Regions from separate parts of the Mus musculus genome. Here region 1 is linked to region 2. A link is a loop called in an ENCODE intact Hi-C map of the cell type or tissue named here. Cell type or tissue: left cerebral cortex. All regions are shown on one strand.

Region 1 (5,000 bases), 140 kb before region 2:
GTGGGTGGGTGTGCCCAAGGGTTAGGGCATCTCCTTAGCTCCTCTGATCTCTGACTTTACTGTGTAGTTCTAGGAGACACTGAGAGGCCATAGAGTATGGAGCCCGGGGAGGAGCTAATATTGGGAAGAAACCACCCAGTGTGGCTACCCCAGATTGTCTTAGGAAAACCAAGGAATTAAAGACTTTTTTTTTTTTTTCCAGTTTTACAAGACAGGGTTTCTCTGTGTAGCCCTGGCTGTTCTGGAACTCTATAGACCTGGCTGGCCTCGAACTCAGAGATCTGCCTGCCTCTGCCTCCCGAGTGCTGGGATTAAAGGCGTGCACCGCCACTCCCCGCTAAGACATTGTTTTAAACTATCACAATTGCTGCTTCGAAAAGATTTGCCTGAGTCAGTGCAGATCCCAGTGAGTGAGACCTCCAAGCCGGTTCAGCTGCTAGATGGGCTCATGAATATTAGATGAAAATTTATAATTCTCAATTCCATCCTACTTCTTCGTGACACCAGAAAAATGTCTTCTGATCAGCCCTAATGCCCCTGAGTAGATCCAGCCCTTTCAGTGGCCTTGGAAAATAAGTTACGCCGTGTTTTTCTTTCTTTCTTCTTCTTCTTTTTTTTTGGCAGATGTATTTATTTGCATGCTTCCCAAGTAAATCACCCTTCTATTTATTTGGTTGTTGTTGTTTTTGGTTGCTGTTGTTATTTTTATTGTATTTGTCAATTCTCAAGATCTTCTTGTATTGACTCTCCATCTTAGCACTTAGGCCAGTGGCACATTCTAATCTCCTTCTTCTATCGTGCCCGCTGGACTCTTTCCTTGGGCCGTTAGGAATACCTTTTTGCTGTTTGTGTTTGTTTGGAGATGCGTACTCCAGCCTCACCTTCAACTTTTCCTACAGCTGAGGCTGGCCTTAAGCTCCTGATCTTCCTGTTTTCTTCACCCATGTGCTGGAATTACAGGTGTGTGCTACCACTCCTAGCTGGAGACGGAGTTAAGATTAGGATCTGATACATTCTTTTGCTTCTCTTTGTTCTTTTAGGCCCAAGCCTCCACGGTTGAAAATATCTGTTGAATGGAGAGTTTGAGCAGTGGTGTGGATATGAACTCTTGGCAGGTTCACGGATGAACCTTGGCGATTCTAGGCAGCAGGATAGAATCCCCTTTAGGAACTTTATTAAGTCAGGAGCACGGGGAGAGAGACATAATGGTTTCACGGGTGGACCCAGAGTGTCTGCGCAGACTGGCCAGTCCTCAGCAATCCAATGCAAGGTAAATGGCTACTGTTCTGACTGTAAAACAAACAAGCAAACAAAACAAAGCGAGTGTAACTATTTTAATAAAGTTTTATTTAACCCGATAGGTCCAAAGCACCATCATTTTGACATGTAGCTAATATAAAGACACACATACGGCGATTTTCGTTCTTTTTTTTTTTTTTTTTTTTTTTTTAACACAGTCTTAAACAGTGTCTGGTGTGTATTGAAAGCTTAATACAGCTCAAGCTGGACTCGCTGTGTTTCAGTTGAGCAACCACAGTACTGACAGCCTGTGATAGTTCAACCTTTTTCTCCCTGGATCTCAGACATCTCAGCTCAAAACAAGCGGCGGGAGACGCCCCCTCTGATGAGGCCCCTGCTGTCCTCTCTCGGTTTTTGTTGTCAACACAGAAGAACAGAGCGACCTCATTTATAAGCTATTTGTTTGCTATCGTTTCCATCGGGGTGTGGGCGCCTCCGGGGCAGGACTTTATTGATTTCTGCTCTATTTTTTTTTTTTTTTTTTTTTTTTTTTTTGTGGTTTTCCAGGCACGGAGCACGTCGCCTGGCCCACACGGATCCTTGGGTTCACACTCTGAGAGGACGAAAGCCTCCGGCTTCTTCGAAGCGGGCGGCAGAGGGCAGCCGGGCGCCGAGTCACAGGTGGGGCGCGCGCTCGGTGCGGGCGAGTGGGTGTGTGCGGGGTGCGCGCGGCGGGGCGGGAGCGCGGACCGGGAGGAGCCGCGAGCGCAGCGGAGGAGGAGGGCGCGGAGGAGGTGGTGGCTGCGTCCCCGCGGGGCCGAGCTGCGCCCGACGCAAGGAGCGGAGGCCGCTCGGAGCTGCCGGGGACCTGGACCCGCCGCGGGGCTCAGGGCGCACGAAGCGACAGCTGCGGGACCGGGTGAGTGGCCGCCGCAGGCAGTGGGAGGAGCGGGAGGGCGGCCGGGGCGCCGGGCGGGGGAACAGGTGGCGGGGCAGGGCGCTTTGTGTCCCTTCCCCGAGCTGTCCCCACGTTGTCCGGAGGCGGAGGCAGGAGCCCGGGAACCGCAGGCACGGGGCTGGGGCGCGGCAATGCGGGGTGTGGGGGTCCCCCAGCCTAGACTTAACAAAGGGCGCGTGGCCCCTGCCCGCGGGAGGCCTCGAGATCGGGACCCAGCCCCTGGGACCCCGATTTTTTAGAGTTTACCGTCTCATTCTTCTCCCCATGTCTTTCAGAGGTCTGCGGCTTGGTGCATGAGGGGCTCGCAGCAGCGAGGCGGCGGTGGGGATGGTTCGGGCCGCGGAGCCGGAGTGGCCTGGGCTTTGGTGAGGCGTGACAGTCTATCATGACTGTGTTCAGGCAGGAAAACGTGGACGACTACTACGACACCGGCGAGGAACTGGGCAGGTACCAGGAAGGGGTGACGGAAGCGCGCGGTGTGTGTGTGGTGGGGGGCACTGCGCGATAAACAGATGCTGCTTAAACCGGGCATGTCCCTGACTGGCCCTTCTCTGAGATGGGCGGATAGCAGAGGAACCGGTGCCTAACCAGCTAAAGCCAGGGACCATGAATAAACTGCCTGATCTGAGGGGTGGAGAGGCAACCCACAGTGCAGTTACTGTGCACAGGGTATGGTCAGAATCCCTGGATAAGAACAGACTTCATTGTGTGCACTACTAACTCCTGTCAGCCTTCACCCTTTTGAGACAATGAGGCAAACGCAAAGATTCTAACTGCAACTGGAGGGACCACCCATGTGTGTTTTAAGCGGCGTACAAGTTAATTAATGGGCACTTAAACAATTCTCTCCCCTTGTGCTAATTTTCAGTGCAACACCAGCCAGGATTGGTAGGCAGGCGTGGAACTTGCCAGATGTTGGCCTTGGATTTTGAAACTTCTTCCAACCAGGAATTTAATTCCCGGCTTGGTTAGTGGTGGCTTCGGTGTCATTTATGGCGGCTGTCTAGATTCAGAGCGTACCAACACGCTGTGGGGGGTGCGATGCTGAGCAGAGTGTGTCAGTGTCTAGGTGCACAAAGAAGATTTCACTGGGAGCCCTTGACGAGTGCTGGGTATCCATTAGCCCACCGAGTGTATTGATCTCTGCTGTGTGCGCAGAGAGCCCAGTGTTCATACCTAGATTTAAAATTTGTCTTGTGAAATTTGTGTATTGGCATTGTGACAGAAGCAGGCAAACGGGCTTATAAACAAACGTACTTGCAATTACTCACACAGAGTGTGTATTGAAGTTTGTATTTTTCCATATATACCCCATGGCCTCATACCAAGCTTCTTTTTTAATTCATGGGCAGGGAACTGAAAAGGGGTGGGGGTGGGGGTGGGGGGGAAGACCTATTACCTAATAGGATTTTGAAAGATATCTAACCAAAACTTTGTAATAATCCAGACAGCCCAGGAAAGAGAGAGGTCTAAAGAGTTACTGTACAGGATGTGTGTAAGTTCAGTGTAGCCTGGAGGCATCGGTGGAGCCTGTGCAGAGGAAGACAATACTATTATCTTAAATCTTAGTAAGTAAATAAAAGGCAGGGTTCTGAAAGATCACATTTCGTGGGTATGGAGAAGACTGAGGTTGAGTGTGCGGTTGAAATACTTGATTTAACTGGAATTCAGCCACTCTCCTTCTATGGTTTATAGCAAGATGAATATGTGTGTGTGGAGGGGGTGGGGGGTGTTTAGAAAATAAAAAAGGGTGGGGAAAAAAGGGTTTGATACCATTTCTGTGAGGTTAACACATTCTAGAAATGATCTTGCGAAAAGGGATGGGAAAAAAATTAGGTGAGCTGATTGCTTTATGAATGAAATTCATCGACTTTGTTTCCCTTAAAATCCTTCTTCCATGGATTAAGAGAAAGGGGAGGGGGTGGGGCGTCCCTGTGGTTAGCAAGTGGATTTTTGATCTTCACTTCGAGCTTGTAATGACAGGGATGGCGGTTCGCTCATTTGTCACTAATGTTTCTCTCTGATTTTGGCTCTTGTCTATGCTTCTGTGTCTAACTATTCTCCATGAAAGACTAATTGATGAGTTGTTTGTTTAATAATTCATGCGACCTAGGAATCTTGAAGAGGTGTTCTGGAGTAACTGGGAGTTGGGATTTTTAAGAAAGAAAATGCACAGCTATTGTGATAGCTGCTCTTGATTTTGCCAAAATGTGAAGCAGGTAAAGGTTGGCTTTTTCTAAGGATGTCCCACAACCTGTGGTTTTATCCTGTCTTGGACATCATCACTTCTGCCAAAGAAGCTCTGATGGGAGGGGCACGGGCAGAGAAGATGCGGCACGAGTGATGTCATATGTCTCTGGAAGACTGGGAGTGGAGGGAGGGGCTCACAGGCAGAGAAATGGAAAGAGACAGGTATGTGGCCTGAATGCGGGGTTGTCTTAGTTAGGGTTTTACTGCTGTGAACAGACACCATGACCAAGGCAACTCTTACAAATGACAACATTTAATTAGGGCTGCCTTACAGGTTCCGAGGTTCAGTCCATTATCATCAAGGCAGGAACATGGCAGCCTTCAGGCAAGCATGGTGCAGGAGGAGCTTGAGAGTTCTATATCTTTATCTGAAGACTTCTAAGGGAAGACTGACCTCCAGGCAGCTAGGGTGAGGGTCTTATAGCCCACACCCATGGTGATATACCCACTCCAACAGGGCTACACCTTCTAATAGTGCTACTCCCTGGGCCAAGCATATACAAACCATCGCACAGGGTGATGCTAAGCTCTGAGCTGTGAACTGCTAAGGAGA
Region 2 (5,000 bases):
TCATCAGCTCTGTGCCTTAGCATCTGCATCCGACCCATGGGACGAGGTGCCAGCTCAGAGAATGGTAATGAGCCCCGAAAGACGTCTTGAGAACAGCACCTGTACACACTGAGCACCGAGTGGCTTCCTTTGTGCTTGGCACAGCACCCTGAAGAGCATTTTTAGAATGGACCATTGCAAATGCGGTGGGGGCCCTGAACTTCTGTGACTGGCACTGACATTTTACATCCCCAGGGTTCACAGGGGAGGATGTTCCTACCAGAACACCAATCCTCAAAGAGATTGAGAGGAGTTAGTGCAAATCCCATATCACGAGATCTCTACATCCTTGGTCTTTCTGTGGGCACGGGGACTTTGTGGTGTTTATTTCCAGCCAGCCAGCCTGGGGACATCTCAGTGAGCCTGCGCTGAGCCACCCTGCCTAGTCACAGATCACAGTGTGCTGAGCTGGGGCTTCTGTTCCATCAGGCAGGATTTTATAAATGTCTTGTTCAACAGGACACACTTACCTTCATTGTCGTCCACGTGACTCTAGGCCTCAGCCTTCTGGTGGGAGGCAGAGCTCTGCTGATCCATTCTTTCCTTCAGATCTCTCAGATTTAAAAAAACTAAGTCCTGAACTGCGATAACTCATCAGCGCTGGAAGCACCCGATAGATAGAAGATTTGCTTTCGGAAGTCAAAGCAACGGCACTGGGGAGTGAGGACAGAAGCCACCAGTGTCTGCAGAGAGAGAAAGGCCAGGCATATGTTTACGGTTATCAATTCAGTCTCCAGGAGGACAGACTGTTCAAAAAGAGCACAGTTCAGGGAAGAGGGGAGGCTGCAGTGTCCGCTGTGGCCATGCTCCTCAGTAGTCTTCACCAGGGTGCTCCTGCCATTCATTGCAGGTGGGCGGTACATCCTGTCTTTGCAGAATACTTCTGTCCCTGGCCTCCAGGCCCGTGCTGTAGTGCCTTTGTTTCTCTTCTTTCCTTGTGTGGAAACCAAAGGAAACACACTGTGCAGTGTTCTCTGCCTGTGTTAGAGCCACTCACGAGAGTAGTGGCTCATGACGCCTCCCTCATTTGGGTACTGTACATTCCATGTGGTCTCTGCCTAGGGAGTTTTCAGAGGTTTTCACCTCCTGGGAATGTAGTTTTGAACTTTTGCCGTGAAGGAAATAGGGACTGGCCTACGGAAATAGAACCAAAGCCATTTTATCACTGGCTCCAGTGGAAGCCAGTGTGAGAGTCAGAGTCTGTGTTCATCCCTGTGCAGTGAGGGGCTGACACAGGACCAGGGAGGGCTTTGGAGCCTGGCATTAAGGGGACCTTAGGAGCTTCTCTTCTGGAAGGGTTTAGACTCCTAGGGACCCAGGCCAAGGCCAGGACTATGAAAACCAGGCAGGACTGAGCTGTATGGAGCCTGCACTGGCCCAGTTCAATATGGAGGACTTGAGACATTTGGTATTATCTCTGAGAGCTAGCCACAGGTGTTTCCTTCCAGCTCGGTGACATCACTCTGGGTTCTTGCAGTTGGATGTGGCGGGAATGCTTACAGCATATGATCCCATAGACCCCTCATGTGAGTCTCCTCTGTCTCTGGAACTTGGTGTTTGGTGGGCTCTGGAAGCCCCGCATCTACCCTCTGGCTGCTCCTCTCCAGAGGAACTAACAGGAGGAAGCTGTGCCTTCTCTTCTATCTCGTGCAGACAGATAGATTACCTACCAGGAAAGAGCCCCTTCAGTCCTCCACTGCACGGACCTGGACTGTGGTGCCTAGCCAGGTCCAGTCTCTTCACCTCAATGCAAGGAAATGCAAGGTCATAGGGAGTGGGCTGCATGCGGTATCCGTGGTCTTGAAGTTTATTTTCTTTGCCTCTGTTCCTGCGAGTTCCATGATTATCAGGGCTTTGGGGACTTGGTTTACTTCATTGGTCTCATCAGTAGGATTTTTTTCCTTAAACCGATAATAAAAGTAGCCCCGTCCTTTCTCTTAAACCCAAGCATAAGACACTGAGGAGGTGCTCAGGAATGTTTTGGAAAATGGACAGTGTTGGGTGTTGCCCATAATTAAAATTCACAGGGAGTGAAGGACATTTGCATAATTAGTATTCTCACTCCGTGCATTTGGGCCTAACAGCTTCCGCCATGTGCCATGTGCTGGAAGTCGCTGCTGCCTCTTCTCAGGGCCCTTATCTGGCTTCTCCAGATTGCCAGTTGCTTCCTTTCCAGCCTGTGGGTTTAGTCATCTTTCCTTTGGGGAACGTGAAAGCTAATTTGCCAAGGGAAACGTGCTGAAGAAAGAAAGCTGTAAACCCAGAGGCCCGCCAGGTTCGGACTGTGGGTGTCAGGATCTAGAGGAGAGACGGGGAGACCTGCTAGTGGAAGCGCTTATAGCCAGTGTGGTGCTGGGCTTGGCTGGGACCGTGCAGGCTAGTTGCTCTCTGAGTCTTGGGTAGGATAACTTCTTGAGCAAGCACTTAAGTAAGTGATGGGAGCTGATTGGTGGTGAGTGTAACCTGTGTTACAGACCCACCTTCACAACCACCCGGAAGGTCCACGTTCATAAACCTGCGCACTCCTAGTGTTGGGAGGTGTGCTGTCTTACATATCCAGCCTACTGCAAGCACTCAACCAAACCTTTAATCCATTGGGCCTTGTGTGCAGCCCAGTCACATTCACAGACCCAAGGGACACACACTGGAGCTCATTGTAGGGCTTGAGAAAACTTGCAGTAGCACAGTGGCCCCAACTTGATGCTCCTCCTGGGTGCTGGGTGGACAAGCTCCTACCAGCTCCTTCCAGCCCCATCACGGAGGGCTTGGCCAGGGTGGATTTGTGGCCAGGTCTAATCTCAGAGCTCCTGCTCCGGCCTCACTTTGGTGGACTGTGTATTAGTGTGCTTCCTTCCAAACCAATTAACACACATAGCACCCGCCTGCTATAGCTAGTGTGGTGCCATTCCTTAGGGGAGGAAAACAGGGTTGGTGAAAACTGCTTTTCAGGGAGTCCCGCTCTGTGCTCCTCAGCTGTCCCTACCATGCCACCTGGTGGCCAAAACTGAGAATGCGTTGACCACCGGTGGAGGGCTATCAGCAACTTCTGTCAAGGGAAGGTTGTATCAAACTCTTCTAAATTTAGATTCGAAGAGGACGACGAGGTTAGATTCCCACAGGCATGCGGACAACTGAGGCTGCTTTCCCTTTTCCTGCTTTTCAAGACTCTAGTGTATTCTGCCCACCTCAATGACAAAATGGCTCTCCTGGCTTATGGGCTAAAGCAGTGGTTCTCAACCCGTGGGTTTCGACCTCTTTGGTGTTTCAAATGACCCTTTCACAGGGGTCCCCTAAGGCCATTGGAAAACACTGATACTCTCAGCATGATTTATAACAACATAAAAATTAGTTATAAAGTAGCAACAAAAATAATTTTTAGTGTGGGGGTGCACCACAATATGAGGAACTATAGCAAAAGATCATAGCATTAGGAAGGTTAAGAACCCAGCCAGGGTTGCCATCTCTTGGCGGACAGAAAATGAAATATGAAAGGGACCTGGGCACAGGTAGGAGGCAGGAGACATAGGGTTCTGATGTCCCTGGGTCCCCACTTGAGAAGTGAGAACACGTGTTTGCTTGTGTGGTAGCCCAGAGTCTAGGGCCTCATAAAAGCCAAGGTGTAAATTTAGCAAAATGCTGCTTTCTTTGATAAGACAGGATGCCTTGACAATTGTTAGTCGAGGAGTAGCTTGTTGGCATGAGATTCAGAGATGACCACAGCCTCCTCCAACTAAGACTCATCAGCCAAGAACAGCAGTTCTAAGCAAAAGTTTTAGACCAACGGTAGCTCTTGGGATGCAGGTGACCATGCTCCATTGCTCCCAGAAGTGGATGCATTTGTCTCTGAAATGAAACCACAATGAGGTACAAAATCGGCATGCCACAACGCCATGGAGATGTAAGGAGGAGGGGCCTTTTTTCTCATTTTGCACACTTTCCTAGTGATGGTTTATAAATCTTAATAAAGTCAAGAAGCCCCCACGGCTACACTGTGTTTAAGACAGGGACCCAGTAGGGCCATGTCTTCCCAGTGAGACGGGCTACGGATGGCTGTGTGATCCTGTTTGAGCCTCCAGCACACAGCCTGAGATTCCGCTTCTGTCTGCATGTCTTTCTTTATCTATTTCGCCCCTCTGTTTATCTTCCTTTCGCACTCCAGGATGGGTAGAGGATGCAGTAGTCGATTCCGCTCTGATCCATGTTCTTGGGTCTCAGTTTCCTTATCTAAAAGGGGAGGATCAGGCAGCTCTTGTAGCCATCGAGAGTCAGCCACCGCATGCCTTCTGTATGGCATCCTGCTGATCTGAAGTGAGTTCCTTACCCAAGAACAGCATGCAACCACTTCTCAGTAGAATCACCGATGCAAAGGTGACAGACGTGGAAGGGGAACGTGTCTCGGTGAACATGCTGGGACATGAAGCGCAGTGCTGGTGATCTAGGGAGAGCCTGCCACGGCCTTGGAGTGACTGTGAATGCTTACCAATTGGATGGTTGGCATGACAACTCAAACAGCATGGTTTCAGGGCTACCAGGGACCCAAGAGTCTCAATGAATAAAGGCAAAATGAAATTTTAAATAGGTCCAGGAAGATGGCTTGAGAAATAAAGCTGTTTGCCATCAAGTTCGAGGACCCATACAGGGGAAGGACAAAACTGTCCCTTACAAGCTGTCACTTGACGTCTTTCTGCATATGTGCCATAGCGCATGTGCGCACACAAACACACACACACACACACACACACATGTTGTAAATACATACAAGTACTAAAATATTTAAATATTTTGTGAGCCAGCCACCAATTTATAAGATATTTGTAATCTTGGAAAACTCTACAGTCTACTCCTGAACCTCAGGTCATGTGCAAAAATGTAGCTAAGTCTTAAGACGAGATGACTCTAAACAAGATCTATTTCCTGTGTAAATCCTAACCAAGTGCCCAGTAGTCCCAGGGAACCCAGGA

Evidence for each region. Hi-C counts contacts between places; a loop is a spot of excess contacts. Peaks named below come from ENCODE experiments on the same cell type or tissue, not always from the same donor. Only the 100,000 strongest peaks of a DNase experiment are listed, where the experiment ranks them.
Region 1: it touches region 2 in a loop (5-fold over the local background); 26 of 42 quality-filtered maps call a loop at or near these places.

Annotation. Positions count from the first base shown.
Region 1 is chr13:60,599,953-60,604,952 of GRCm38, forward strand. Dapk1 (death associated protein kinase 1) reads left to right here and starts at 1,995. Exons shown (of 26, transcript NM_029653.3): 1 at 1,995-2,158; 2 at 2,473-2,644. The coding sequence starts at 2,583. In left cerebral cortex, a CTCF peak has its summit at 1,890 (motif pointing right); DNase peaks (open chromatin) are centred at 1,651, 1,964, 2,707 and 3,179; H3K4me3 peaks cover 2,569 bases; H3K27ac peaks cover 1,693 bases.
Region 2 is chr13:60,741,327-60,746,326 of GRCm38, forward strand. All of the region lies in intron 19 of Dapk1 (death associated protein kinase 1), which reads left to right. Among named protein-coding and RNA genes, the nearest start is that of BC051665, 43 kb to the right of the region's middle. In left cerebral cortex, a CTCF peak has its summit at 3,035 (motif pointing left); DNase peaks (open chromatin) are centred at 2,245 and 3,026; H3K27ac peaks cover 528 bases.